Linked DNA regions of Homo sapiens: region 2 is linked to region 1. Evidence: chromatin loops called from intact Hi-C (ENCODE). Cell type or tissue: Caco-2. All regions are shown on one strand.

Region 1 (8,000 bases):
GTGGGAGAGGTCCAGGAAGAACAGAGGGAAGGGGATGCTCCATGTGAGTTCCTGGGGCAGCAGAGGAGAAAAGGGCAGCCTGGACAGACGAGGGGCCTGGTTGGGGGGCAGGAGGCTCTCATTACAGCTGGGGTTCCAAGTGGTCCAAGATAAAACTGGAAACATCCTCAAGTATGAAGAGGCCGAATGACTCATTTAAAATGTTTTTGACTTTCATTTTTCAGCCACCAGGTTCACCTGAAGTGGCCTCAGCCCTGAAAGCAGGGATTTGCTCTCTAGCCTGAGTCATCCTTCAGCTTCTTCCAGATCACTGTGGGCTCAACCTCAAAGGAAGATGCTCGTGGCTGATGCCACCAAGACCAGGAGGGAAGCACGTGTCCCAAAGTCCCTAAGTGGTTGGCAAGCTTGCCGGTGGCAGGGCAGACTTCCCCATGGAAAAAGAGCCTCCCAGGGCAGCATCTGTAGCTCCAGTGCTGCTGACCAAGGGCTGGAGATGGCTGCAGTGTCCTGAAATGGACATTGAGGAAACCCTCTGCCCCCTTGTCCCTGGGGAGAGGGGCTGCCTGAATGCTGTGGCATGGGTGGGTAGGGGAGAGGCTTCTCAGCAAAGCTAATGAAATTTCAGAGTAAATTTCCCCCCACGACTGTATTTCGTTCCAGAGCCATTAGGATGCTGCTTCCATTCTTTCCATGCCAGTGGCACCTCTGCCTCATTTGCATGTCCTGCGAGCTCCTCCGCTCTGGTGCTGAGAAATTGCTCTGTCAGTAAAAGATGCTTTGAAAGGAATCAGCATAAAGCCATTTGCCAAAGCCAGACAAGGAACCGTCTGGTTCCTCTTCTCCACTCATCAGGGCCCTCCCCAGGCAGGGAGCTCTTTGGGAAGTCGAAGTGCTCACCACTCACACCAGTTAACCCCGGATTGATGTAAGATAGGGTCGCTTTTAAATAAATCAAACACAATCAAAGCACAGAGATCCAAAAAGGCCCACAGCTGGGAGCTGTGTACCTAGGGAGGCCCCTGTAAGGTCAGACTTAGAAGAAGGAGCTCAGGCTTGGTGTCAATTGTCAGAAACAAAATGAGTTCAAGCCCTACCTCAGCAACTCACTGGAGGTGTGAAATTCCCTGATTCTTCCTTTCCTCATCTATAAAGTGAGGATGGCCATTTCTGTCCCCTTTGCATTGCAGAATTACTCAGGATCAATTGAGAGAATGTAGAGCTGAGTAAACTGCAAATTCTGCAACAAATACTGAGTATCAAATGAGTTTGAATCCTAGGTGTACTGCTGGTGGGCTGTGTAGTCTTAAATGATCTCTTTATTTCTCTGTGCCTTGGTTTTAATGCAAATAAACATTACTAGTATAAATATTTGATAAGGATAAGTGCATAATATATGTGGTACCTGGTTCATGCTCAGTGATTTGTACATATTTGCTGTTGTCACTGTTGTTGTTATCGTCATGGTCCTGAAGACAGAAATTCCTGCCAGCCCCTCCCTCTAGTAGCTTATGGTCCCCAAGTCATCATGGGTGCAGGATCCTAGCACTTCCTTCCTGGTATATTGATGGCGTCACACGATGCTGGAATTGAAAGGGACAGTAGTAATCTACCACCTACACTGTGCCAGGTTGTGTGCTAATCCTCTCAGCAACATTTTGAGATCCGGTATTATCAACTCTGTTATAAATGAAGAAACTCTCTCAAGAAGATCAACAAAAAGACACAATGACCTAGTGCAGAGACACAGAGATAAGAATTGCAGAAAGTAGCTTCAATCTCCAGGGCAGAGAATAGCATAGAGATAAGCTGGGGTGACTAGAACCTAGAAGGGTGAAGGAGGCACCTAGCAGAGCTGGCTGGGCTCTGCCTTCTGAGGCTGAGGCTGTGCCGCACCTCTGGGGCTCAGAGGAGGGACCATGAGGGTTGAAACCCACCTCTGGGGAGGGTATGCTTGTCCCTCTGAAGAAGAGTGAAGAGACTGGCCCTGGGAGAGCTGGTAGGAGCAGGAGACCAGGACCCGTGGCTACTGCAGGCAGCCACTGCTGAGGGACCACCTGCAACTCCTGGAGGGAAGAATTAACTCTGGGCAGAGCTGGCAGGGCGGCAGCTGAAAAGGAAGGACCAAAAGCAAGCTAGCAAAGGAAGAAGGTTATTGGCAGAGCTCTGTCCCCAGCATGACATCACAAAGTGGCCTGGAGCAAGGTTGGTTTAAAGCTGCCAGTTGAGAGCTTAGCAACTGCAGTCCCACCTCGGCTGCATAGCGGCCAGGCAAATCAAATGACCACTAGGAAGTTCAGTGAGCAACAGTAACACCCTGAGGCATTCTCCAGGCAAGATGCAATATCCCTTCATAAAATGAAGATGCACTGATTCTCACCTCAAAATGGGACTTAAAATGCAAAATAATCATCGTCTTCACATTTGATGACAGCTCAGGTATCCATCTCTGAGTGATGTTAGTTATTCTCAAATTTAGTCAAAATAATCTGAATATCATTTAATCTATAGACTAAATTATGAAAAAAATAAAAACTTGTAACCCAAATGCTTTTTTAAAATAATTAGGGAAGAAACAGGAGAGGATGAGAAATTTGTAAATAAATACATTATGTACACACAAACACACACACCACTCAAATGAGGTATATGTTGCTTCCAAAATGCAAAAATATTACCAAGAGCAGTCTGCCATGTGTACTGGTCTCTTTATGGTTTTTTGTGTGTTTGTTTGTTTGTTTTGAGATGAAGTCTCGCTCTGTCACCCAGGCTGGAGTACAGTGGCACGATCTTGGCTCACTGTAACCTCCTTGAACTCCCAGTTTCAAATAATTCTCCTGCCTCAGCCTTCTGAGTAGCTGGGATTACCCGCATGCCACCATGCCCTGCTAATTTTTGTATTTTTAATGGAAATGGGGTTTCACCATTTTAGCCAGGCTGGTCTTGAGCTCCTGGCCTCAAGTGATCCACCTGCCTTGGCCTCCCAAAGTGCTGGGAATACAGGCGTGAGCCACTGCGCCCAGTGTGCCCATTTATGTATTTATTATTATTATTATTATTTTAGTAGTAGGTCATGCAAAATGATCTAACTTGACTTTCACCTTGAAGATGAGGCGACAATGTACTTCAGCACTGTAGATGCTCAGGAAGTACATGCAGTGTCAGGCCCATGATTTTTTTAAGCCTTCTTATTTTGAGATAATTTTAGACTTTCATAAGAGTTGTGAAAACAGTAGACAGAATTCCCATACACTTATCACCCAGCTTCGTCTTATGTCATCAATTTACATAGCAACAGGAGAAATATCAAACCTAGAAAATTAACCTTTACCTAACACTATTGTTTAAACTAACGAACATATTTAGATTTTATCAGCTTTTCAGTTTGCACTGTTGTCAGTTTTTTCCATTTCAGGATCCAGGATCACACATTTCACAGTTGTTATGTCTGTAAGTGTCCTCCAATCTGTGATGTTTTCTCAATCTCCCTTTACTTCATAACCTTGACACTTTTGAAGAGTACTGGTTAGTTATTTTACAGACATCCCTCCGTTTGAGTTTGTCTGGAGTTTTCCTGTGATTAAATAATGTGGTGTGCAGTCTTTCTCAGAGCAATGGTATCAGGGATACCTAAAGTCAGTATGTCCTTACTAATGATGTCGACCTTGATTGCTTGGTTAAGACAATGTCTGGTAGGGTTCCATGCTGTAAAGGTGTTATTTTTTTCTTTTTAAGTTGCTAAATGTTCCGGGGGAGATAGCTTTAAGCCATGTAAACACCAGTTGTATCTTAGACTTTTGCCCACTAAATTTAGCATTCATTGGTGGATCTTGCCTGCAGCAATGATTTTTCATCTGTCCCTCCTCTTGTAGCTGAAGATAGCATGGTACTGATAGAAGATTCGGAGCTCAGAACTGTTTTCTCCCCTTCCTCTCAGGGTAGAGGATTTCTCTCTCTCTCTCTCTCTCGCTCTGTCTCTCTCAACAATGAGTCTTTACCAGTACCTTGAGGGTGACAAGATTTGAGAGAGGGGTCTGCGCAGGGGGTCCAGGCTTCCAGACTCCCCACAGCCAAGTTGACACTTCTTCCACACCTGCACCACTGCAGGAGGCTCTCTCTGTGCCTCCACCAACCCCCATCTTTCTCCTGAAAGGCGAGATTCATGAGAAAGAGCCTGCGCCTGTGTGGGTTCCCAGGGCCTCGATGCTCACACTCAGCCTTTATAGGTTTATTAACACCATCGCTGATTTCTCACCCTTTCCTCTTGGCTGCCACCCCTTCCTCCCAGGTTGCACCTTCCTGTTCACCTCTTTTTGGGGCCAAGGAGATTCTCCTCCTTTGCATTCCAGATGAGCTTGTTGCCTCACACCCTCAGCTTTCTGATGGATTTAACACAAGTTTTGGTTTTACGTACAGGCTTTCCAGCTTTCTCTCAAGGCTAGGGTGGGAGAGAGACTCCTTCCACGTCTGCATCTTGGCTCTCCAAGGGCACATGAATTCATTTCCCATGGCTGCCATAAAAATTGGCACACACCGGGTGTATTAAAACAATAAAAATTCATTCTTTCACAGTTCTGGACGCCAGAAACCCCAGATCAAGATGTCAGCAGGCCAAGGCCAGTGCTCCCTCTGCAGGCTCTACGGGAGAAGCTTTCCTTGCTTCCGACAGCTTCTGCTGGCTCCAAGGGTCTCTTGAAGTGTGGCTGCATCATTCCAGCCTCTGCATCTGTGTTCACGTGGACGTCTCATCTGAGTCTTAAATCCTCTGCCTTTCTCTTATAAGAGCACTTTTCACTGGATTTAGGTTTCACTTGGATAATCCAGGATGATCTCATCTCAATTTTTAAAATTTAGTTACGTCTGCCATGACTCTTTCACTAAACAAAACAAGGTCACGTTCACAGGTTCCAGGGTTTTGACGTGGAAAAGTCCTTTGGGGGACTTGTAGCCCCCACATCTGAGAACAGGTTGGGCCTTTGTGTTGGTAACTTCTGTCCCTCAGTGGATATCAGGGAGGAGCACAGCAAGCACTAAACTCCAGGATCCCAAACGGTTTGCTTCCTCCTCAACAGCCTGTGCACAGCAGAGGTCTACACCTCCGTCTCAGCCTTTCCTGTGCAGGTCGCCCTATCTGCCCATTCCTATCCCGGGCAGTCACAGGCCCTGAGGCAAGACACATTCCTGACCTTTGTTCTCACTGCTGGTTTTTTTTTTTTTGAAACTTCTCCTAGATGTCTCCCTGTGTCAGCCTTTCTAGTTATTCCACTATCTGCTCAAACTTTACCTCCTTGGAGGGCCTCCCTGAATACACTGTGTACAACAGCACCTCTGTCCTCACCACTCGCTCTGCCCCCCACTCCTGCTTTGTCTTTGCAGCACTTGTCATTATCTGTCACTATATTCTCTGTGTTTGATATTTACTGGTTGATTGTCTCTTCTCCAATAGAATGTAAGTTCTAAGTGGGTAGGGAATTTGTTTTGTGCATGGCTTTCTATTATATTCAATACTTAATGAAGTGTCCAGGACATACTTGGTGCTCAAAAAATATTCATTGAATCAGCTAATCAATTGATCCATGCCATAGCCAAGTGCATGCCATCCTTCAGAGTGGACACACTGGAAGGTATATGGTCATTTCAATAATGTGAAGATGATGTTAAGATAGTTTAATACTATTTCCCATTTATGGTGCATCTGCTATGGGCAAGAAATATGCACACAAGCTCACACACACACACCATTCTCTATTCATCAAGTGACATTGCAAGGAAAGTCGTTTCATTCTGATTTTGATGTTAAAAAGCCAAAACTTTAAAAAAGTTAAGTAACTCATCCTAAGCCCAGTTTTCCTTGGAATGGGAAATTTATCCTCAGCCTTACATGATGTTATTACCTAGTTTCGATATCAGAGTTATGCTGACCTCCTAAGTTAGGAAGGGTACCTTTTCCTTTATTTTTACGTAATTTTTGCAGGATTGGTATTTTATTTTCTTAAATGCCTGATAGATTTTACTAGTGAAGCCCTCTGAGCCTGGGGCTTTCTTTTGGGAAGATTTTTAATTAGGAATTTAATTTGTTTAACTAACATAAATCTAGTCAAATTCCCTATTACTCTTTTCTATGTGTTTTAGTAAATACCGTTTTTAAAAGTGTCCCTTCCTCTATGTTGCAAAAAAATAATGTGGCATACATTTGTTCATAACATTCTCCTGTTTGTCATTTAATACCTGTAAGGTCTGTAGTCATAGCTCCCTTTTTCAATGACTATATAAATAATCTGTTCCTTCCCTTTTTCTTGATTATATCAGACAGAAAGTTTATCAATTTTATTGAATCTTTTCAAAAGAGTAAGTTTTTAAAAATTTTTCTCTAACATTTGTTTGATATCTGTTTCATTGATTTTGGCTTCTCTCTTTTTTTTTTTTCTACTTTGTTTAATGTGGATTTTTTCTTGTTAACCTAATTAGGTGAAAACTTAGATTGCTGATTTTAATATGTCCTATTTTTACTGTAAACTTTTAAAGTTATATACTTTAAAGTATTGTTTTAGCTGTCTTCCACAAATGTGGATATATGTGGTTTATAATTTAGTTCAAGTGTGTTCTCATTTTCATTATAATTTATTTTCTGACTAGTGAGTTCTTTAGAAATGTCTGGCTTAAATTTTGAATATTTGAGAAATACCTGGATATATTTTTCTTGTTGATTTTCTAATTTTATTTCATTGTGGTCCTGAATAGCCTCTCTGTCATGTGAACCCCATGAAATTTATTGACTTTGTGGCTCAATATATGGTCAATATTGTCACAACATTGTGTCTATGTACTCTCAATTAAAATGTCCATTTTGTGGCTACTGAGTGTCATGTTTTCTAAGTTTTAACTACTGAATGTGATTTCATAATACTCTTCAGAATGTATACATCACTACTCATTTTTAGTACAATAGTTCCATTAATTACTGAGAATGAAAATTAAAATCTCAAGTTGTAATTGTAAATTTTTCTGTCTGCCTTTTCTTGTGTCAGATTTTCTTCATCTACTTTGAAACTTTGTCAGTTGAACATACATTTAGAATTTTTTGTTTTCATGAGTTAACCTCTTATCTTTAGGAGAGGTCTAATCTCTATCTCTACATAATACATTGCCTGAAAGGAATACTTTTACAGATATTAATATAGCTTTTCCAGAATTTTTACAATTAGTGCTTGTATGGTATAGCTTTTCTTTTTCCTTTTCCTTTTAGCACATCAGTATTTATATTTAAAATCCATCTTTTTTAATCAATATATACTCAGGCTTGACTCTTTAACGCAGTATAACAAAACATTTTTAATTTGAGTGTTTAGTCCATTTATATCTAATACAAATATTGATATTGGTCCTTGCAAAATCCTTCTAACTTGACATTGTCCTGAAATATCTAGGCAATCTCAAGGACATATAACATATGAGGTTGGTTGATCAACCCATTTTCAAAGCCCATACTCTAACCCACATCTCTATTACTAGCTTAAACTATAGAGACTAATGAGTCAGATACTGCCTTTTCCAGCTTTTCTTGTACTCAGGAATACTTTTGACCGGACTCTGTATAATTAGAGGTTAAAAAAAATCATTTGAGTTTCTAGGGCAACCTATATTTTTGGTAGGAGTAAGAAACTGAACATAGGCTGGGTGCGGTTGCTCACGCCTGTAATCCCAACACTTTGGGAGGCTGAGGAAGGCAGAGCACGAGGTCAGGAGTTCAAGACCATCCTTGCTAACACAGTGAAACCCCATCTCTACTGAAAACACAAAAAATTAGCCAGGCGTGGTGGTGGGCACCTGTAATCCCAGCTACATGGGAGGCTGAGGCAGGAGAATCTCATGAACCTGGGAGGTGGAGGTTGCAGTGAGTCTAGATCACACCACTGCACTCCAGCCTGGGCAACAGAGCAAGACTCCATCTCAAAAAAAAAAAAAAAAGAAAAAAAGAAAAAGAAAAGAAACGAAACATAAAG
Region 2 (8,000 bases), 77 kb after region 1:
AGAGGATGGCGAAGCAGGCAGGAGCTGGAGTACTACAGCACAGGACGTCACGCTGGGTGCGATCACCATGTATCCAGCTTTACACCAAGGATACACTCCTACTTTACACAGACATGGAGAATACACCTCAGGAAGAAAGCAGAAGTTTCTTGGAAGTGAAGAGTTGGAAGTCCATTGGGAGACAGTTCTCCATGGATTTCTGACACTTCATGTATTATAAGCAAAACAGTGATCACCATTGTTCCAGACAATCTTTTCAAGAATGTGTGTACAGCAAACAACCTTGGATGATAAAAATAATGTCATCTTTCAGAGCAAAGGGCAGGCGTCTTATTGCCCAATGCAATGAAGATAATGTCTCTCCTGGAACAAAAGACAGGCATGGTTAATCCTATTATAAAAGTTTCCAGTTCCCTCAACTCAAGAGTTCTGAGTTCTTCTCCTGTAATACAACGTACAGCATGTGAAAATGTCATCTGGCCCTTTTCACATCATCCTGTGGAAATTGGAGCTCATGGAAGTAGCACAAAATGCCACAAAAAAATATTCTATCTACTGCTTTTGCTGTGAGTAATAAACTGTCCTTTGTTTCTGACCCAGGAGTCTCTTGTTTTCTACCACCATCACTGAAAATGCGGTAGGCTACCTTGTTAGCTTCCCTGTAGGGTAAAGTCTCAGATCCTTCAGTTTCTGACAGTTGTAGTAAAGAGGATGGGATGTTGACCACAACATGGCTTTCTGTAAAAGAAACTATGAGGACCTCAAAGGTCTATTAATAGGATTTAAGGGAAGTCCGTAGAAATCAGTAGGAAACATGTTCACTAAATTGTATAATTGACTGGGAAATAAACAGTCCTTCCCACTATTGCCTGTTAATTAAGGAGTTGTTCCCTTTTTGCTGGTGCAGATCTTTCTTCTCTTTCTATCACCCCAGTGCCTCCCTAACCCTCTCCCCAGGCCTCAGTTGCTTTAAAGAAAAAGACTATTAGAAATGAGCCAGTCTCCCTGCCCCAAGGGCAACTGAAGGTCCTAGGCACCAGCATGCTGGGGAACTCTGGGGCTGGAAAGTACTCAAACCTTTCTACTGATATTGGTGCAGGTACAAAGCCACCATTCTATGCAGTCCCATGGTTAAAAATTTGAGGGAAGACCGAAGGTCAACTGAGTGGGTTTGGACCAAGTTTATGGTGGACAAGGGAAGTAAAGTGATGTTGTGAGTGGAGGCACAATCTCCACTAACAATAACTCTAAGCATGATTTTAGATGTTTTCTTTTCCTTCTCAATCTCTTTGGGTTTCAGTTATCCTAGTTAGTAAGTAGTCAATGTCTACTGAACTCCTGCTATGTATCAATGCCAAACTGGAAAAGTAATGCATGCCTTGATTCACACAACTGTCATGATGCAGAAATGAGATAGATGTGAAAATGCTCTGGGAAAGAATGTGTGTAGCAGAAAGGAACTACAGTGGGCTCTGGGACGGGAGGTTTAACAGGGTTCTTGGCCAGCAAATGGTGCTCTCCATATGCCGAGGCAGGGAAGAGCTCCCCAGCCAAGCCTGTTCCCAGTGGATGTTGCGGAGCTCTTGGTGCCTTTGTCCATGTCCTAATCAATCAGCAGTGACACCCCATGACCTGCTTCCCCCCCCTGCACACTACAGGTAACTGTCACGTAGCATGTGATGAGAGGTGACCTGTCTTACCCAAAATCTTCTGTGCCAGAGCCTCCACTCAGCCCTCTTCAGGCACTTTATCCCGAGATGTGCCTGGCAGAACCGAGGAAGCAGAAAGGAAACAGCCTTCCCCCCACCAAAAACAAACAAATGAAAAGAAAAGAACAAGAAGAAAACAAGTTTTAAAATCAAACTGCATGGGGAATTTCACCAGAAAAGTGAGGGCAGGTGATGCGTGAGGAGTAGGATGGCCATAGCAAATAAATTTCATTATTGATTTATGTATTTTCGAATAATTCTGAGGGAAAAGTGACTATTTGGGCCTGTTGAGTTGATTTTCGATGTCATACTATGTGTGAAATTATCTAGTCATGAGAAGAGAATAAATAATGCTCAGATTTTCTTGCCAGTGATAACAGCACACCATGCATATTGAAAACCATGGTAATTTGATAAGAACTGTCACATTCCATGCCATGGTTATTTCTTGTCCCTACTTCTGTGTGTGTGTGTGTGTGTGTGTGTGTGTGTGTGTGTGTGTGTGTGTGTGGTGGGGGGGAGGTTCTGGCTACCCTTCTTGCTATTTTTCTTAATCCTTCTTTTGTGTGGCTATCCTACATTTCTCCCTGTCCCTGTCTCTCTCTCCCATTCCCTCCTTCTCCTCCCGCTTCCCTCCTCTCTCTACCCCCTGAATCTCCCTCTCCCTCTTTCTCTCTCTCACTCCCTCCCTCTCTTCCCCCTTGCCTCTTCTCTACCCCCTCTATCTCCCTCTCCCTCTCTCTCTCTCAGCAGTTCCCGATGCCCTCCCTGCTTCCTTCCAAAGCATCTTCACTCTGTCCATCCACTTCTCCAGCTTGTTCCTTCTCTCCTTTGCTCTCACTTCTCGTGGCTGACCTTTGTCTCCCACCTATACTGTCTATCACCACTTTGCTGACCTGTCCCAATGGCACCACATGTCCTAGTGGACTCTCCTTGCTCCTGTGGAGAGGAGACAGGGGTGGCACAAGCCACCCTAGAGGCCTGAAGCTGTGAGCTCTGAGAGCAGGTGCTTAGCTGGGAACAGCTCGAGGCAGCAAATAGCCCCCAGGGCCAGGGATGACAGGAAGGACCTCAGGTCCACGAATTCCACTGTAATTGCTTTCCTGATGAAAGGTACAACCAAAAGCTACCCTTGGAGTGAGGGAAACCACTTTTATTCAGAAAGGAGCTTAAATCTTCCTCAAGCACTGAGCAAGGACTTTTCCCATTCAAAGATACTTCATAGTGTCTTGTGGAAAGGTAAACACCCACATTAGGTTCTAGCATCAGCCTTACCATTTATTACCTCAGGATTTCCATTTTCTTAACACAGAACCAAGGAGCATGCTCACCAGATGTTACAAAATGGTGGCCTCCACCCAGATCTAGACTGCAAACGCGGTGTATGGCATCACATCCAGGGTGAAGCTGAATGCTTTCTGTAAGCCATGTGGAGTCCAGTGGGCACAGCATCCGTTACTCTTTACTGTTTAATTCACAGCAATTTAATACCCTTACACTAGGCTGTGCCCGCAGAAGACCAGAACCCTGGTGAGAGGAAGGGTGTTATTCTCCCTGGGATGGGGAGGAAATGGTGGGAGACAGGGGGAGAAGACAGGGCTATGGACACACTTGGCTCAGCTGCTTGGAGGACCTTGCCGGGGAGTGGAGTTGCTGCCGCACCGCAGAGCTGAGCCTGACTTCCAGCCTTCTGAGCCAAAATATCTTAATCAGATCTCAAGGGAATCAGGAGGAAAAAAAGGCATCAGAATTTCTAATTTTGCTGTGCCAAGCATATTCCTGTTTATGTGAGAAGTCAGAACGCGGAACATAAGAAGGGAGGATGATTCGCACAGGACAAGGAGAGTGGTGCAGAATGAGGAGGCAGAAAGGGGAGGCTGTGGGGGGCACCTCGTGAGGACAGCTTCTCACCAGTGGAACCCTTGAGGTCTGGAGGAGAAACACAGTCAGGAGGGGAAGGGCAGCTACTGATCTTCCTCTCAGACACGTGCAGCAGCCACCAGCCACCAGCAAGAGCACAGGATCCACAGGCAGCAGCTTTGTCTACTTTGTGCCCAGTGATAACCCAGCACCATCACACAGGGCCTGGCAGTCACTCATCCAGTAAATATTATTGATGACCGACTAAATTGTGAAAATAAGTAATTCAAAATCTAAGCTGCTGGCACTCTAAATTGTTTTGAGACTTAAAGGAATGTAAGGGGCCTGAGTCACGTGACAGGCAGCTGTAACCTTTGTTTCTCTGATTATAGATTAGCCTTAGTCCTCACATACACTGTTTGGTTAAACGTTGCAGATAACTAAAGAGCACAAGGGGCAACCCCCTCCCTCTTCACTGTTGACCTTCATCATAGATTATCTTCTCCCTTATCTTTCTCACACAAAACTTCATGATTATCACAGTGTCGAAGATGAAACATTAAATACACACTTTTAAATTGGAAAGGAAATGAAAACCAGTTGTAAAGGAAATAAAAAAAGACCTAAAGAAAACAAACTAATTAAGTTACTGTGACTCATAAACCAGCCTTGTATAAAAAGTTATAATCCTGCTAAACCTCTGTTCTCTGCCTATGTAAGCAAGGACTTAACATTTAACTTAGAGCCCTGACCCTATTTCTCTGGAGTCTTTGTCTCCCATCCCTAGCTTTTCACTTGCATAAAAGCTTTAAACTGGATTCTGGTATTTTTGATTATTTTAGGTTAACAGAACAATATCATATACATCTGTTTCCCCAGCACCTGTCATGCGAAAATAATTTAACATATTTGTGCACAGATGCTTGAGTGTTTTTAAAAAGTCATATGTAATAAACCTTTGGAAGCCACAGACCCCAGTGCCTCTGAGATGAGACTGGCATGTGGTAAGGCTGTGAGCCTAGGAGGCACGCGTTTAGAGCTTCAAGGATGTTAGTGGTTTCTTTCTGACACCAGATCTCAGCAAGCTTCACTCCTGGCACTAGGAGCCTCCATATTTAGCATTGCCGGAGAGGATGACGATGGTGGTGATGAGCTCAGAGAGTTAACATCTCAGAGGTTAAAAACCTCACTGCTGGCTACACAACAACGTGAATGTACTTAACGCTACTGAACTATGTACCTAAAAATGGCTAGGATGGTAAATATTCTGTTATGTGTATTTTACCAAATTTTAAAAACAAACAAACCACTAGTTGATGGTGGAATGTCAAATCCAGCACTTTCTGATTCCAAGGCCCACATGGTATTTCTTGCCTCTGGGATGTGGCATTTTCAAGCAGCCTTTTTATCACATATCCTAAATAAAAATGATCTCTTCAGAAGTAAAATAAACAAATATTCTCATCCCACCCTGGTATGGCAAGACCTGGAAATAGAACAAGCATCTGTGGAATTTCCCTCTAGATAAGACATTGTCCGCCCCTTTTAAAAGCTGATCTGAACTGGAGGCAGAGCTTGCGTGTTGAATTTGGAAGACTTACATCAGTCCTCAGGGTTGCAGGCAGCGTTGAGTACAGCACACACTACTCCGGCCTGACCTGTCCCTCCTCTGTGGCCAGAGAGGGTGGGTTGTCAAACAGGAGGTAAGGATTCCTCTGGGTGCTTCTAAGAGCATCTATTTTATTTATTTTTTTATTTTTCCATAAGTTATTAGGGGCACAGGTGGTATTTGGTTACATGAGTAAGTTCTTTACTGGTGATTTGTGAGATTTTCGTGCACTCATCACCCAAGCAGTATATGCCGCACCATATTTGTAGTCTTTTATGCCTCGCCCCCTCCTCTCCTCCCCCCAGGGAAATGCAAATCAAAACCACAACGTGATGCCACCCGGCTCCTGCAAGAAAGCCCATAATCAAAACATTAAAAAACGGTAGATGCTGGTGTGGATGCATTGAACAGGGAACACTTCTCCACTGCTGGTGGGAATGTAAACTAAAACAGCCACTATGGAAAACAGTGTGGAGATTCCTTAAAGAATTGAAAGTGGAACTACCCTTAGATCCAGCAATCCCACTACGGGGTACCTACCCAGAGGAAAATAACTCAATATTCAAAAAAGACGCTTGCACTCACGTGTTTATAGCAGCACAATTCATAAGAGCATTTATGTTAGAAAGGAGCTGAAGCATGATGATCTGCAGGCAAGCAAGGAGTTATGGGGGAAACTAAAATGCTCCAAACACAGGGGAGAAAAGGCCCAACAGAGAAGACAATTTCCCCATCATAGGATGGCAGGGTTTATGCATCCTACATCCTTTAATCTCCAGCACCACCCTTGAGGCACGTGTGACTTTTATCACCGTTTTATTGATGCCATAAAGAGTCAGTGGTAAAAGGATTTTCTGAAGGTACCACTGACATTGTTCTGAGTCCTCCTCGTCCTAGTCCCTGTCAAGGCCACGGTGCAAAGGTGCCTTCCATGACCCTCATACGTGTCTTCAAACATGCTCACACAGACAACCACGCTCAAAAGCCGTCCACACATGCACCACACACAGCACAACACAGACACACACACCAGACACACATGCAGCAGACACACCACATGCACCACACGGCAGCACCTCCATACCACACACTGTACACACACTACACACCACACACAACCCACACACACCATGCATCACACACACCACACACACACCACACACTACACACTACACACAACCCACCCACATCATGCATCACACATACCACACACACTACACCCCACATACACCATACACACTACACACTACACACACCATGCATCACACATACCACACACCACACACACTACACCCCCCCACATCATACACGCTACACACCACACACCACACACAACCCACATGCACCATGCATCACACATACCACACACCACACACCACACCCACACACACTACACACTACACACAACCCACCCACATCATGCATCACACACACCACACACACTACACCCCACATACACCATACACACTACACACTACACACACCACACACTACACACACCACACACACTACACCCCCCACATCACACACGCTACACACTACACACCACACACAACCCACACACACCATGCATCACACACACCACACACACTACACTCCACACACACCACACACACTACACACAACCCACCCACATCATGCGTCACACATTCCACACACACTACACCCCACATACACCATACACACTACACACACCATGCATCACACATACCACACACCACACACACTACACCCCCCCACATCACACACGCTACACACTACACACCACACACAACCCACACGCACCATGCATCACACATACCACACACCACACACCACACCCACACACACTACATACCACACACAACCCACAAACACCACATACACACACCGCACACACCAAACACATACTATAAACACCATTGACACCACACACACACCAAATACACCACACACCACACAACCACACATCCACACCACACACATCAAACACAACAAATACACACCACACAAACTACACACACTACACACCACACGCACCACATACCTCGCACACCACATGCACACTACACACCAAACATAACCCACACACACCACTCTCGCACCAAACACTACACACCACACAAACCACACATCCACACCATAAACACCAAACACAACAAATACACACCACACACAGCACACACACTGCACACACCATACCCACCCACACCACACACATCACCCACACCAAAAACACACCACACACCACACCACACACACCACACTCCTGCACATCATACGCAACACATACCACAAACACCACACACCACACACATGCCACACACCAAACACAACACACCACACACACTACACACATACACACTTATACATAGACCACCCACCATACACACACCTTACACACACTACACACACACAACACATACTCACAAGTACACATCATACGGTGCCTTAAAAGTAGCAGGAATGAGGTCAGGAAGACAGGCTGTGCCGCAGCACTTGGTAAAGAGGGCACAGGCTCTGCCCGCACCCAGGCAGTCCACCCATGGAGGTGAGGGGTGAGGGAGACAGTCTCCGGGAGCGGCCTGTCGGCCTTGCTGCTTCTGGCTTCCTAAACCAGTTCCTCTTATCAACCCTGCCTCCGCCAGCTCCAACCCAAACCACACGCAGACACACACAGACATAAACACAGACACACAGGCACACACAGACACATAGGGACACACAGACACACTGCCACACATAGAAGCACTGGCACACACAGACATACAAACACGCACGCCCACACACAGACACGTATAGACTTATATGCATACAGACACACACACACACACAGACATACA

Evidence for each region. Peaks named below come from ENCODE experiments on the same cell type or tissue, not always from the same donor. Only the 100,000 strongest peaks of a DNase experiment are listed, where the experiment ranks them.
Region 2: it touches region 1 in a loop (6-fold over the local background); 3 of 110 quality-filtered maps call a loop at or near these places.

The regions. Positions count from the first base shown.
Region 1 is chr11:134,815,862-134,823,861 of GRCh38, reverse strand. No RefSeq gene overlaps it. Among named protein-coding and RNA genes, the nearest start is that of LINC02714, 84 kb to the right of the region's middle. In Caco-2, a CTCF peak has its summit at 4,629 (motif pointing left); DNase peaks (open chromatin) are centred at 4,631 and 5,141.
Region 2 is chr11:134,739,109-134,747,108 of GRCh38, reverse strand. The region is part of intron 1 of LINC02714 (long intergenic non-protein coding RNA 2714); the gene reads right to left. Among named protein-coding and RNA genes, the nearest start is that of LINC02714, 7.2 kb to the right of the region's middle. RefSeq lists an enhancer at 3,820-4,114. In Caco-2, no CTCF peak of the experiment used is centred here; DNase peaks (open chromatin) are centred at 3,718, 3,978, 4,656, 5,158 and 2 weaker places.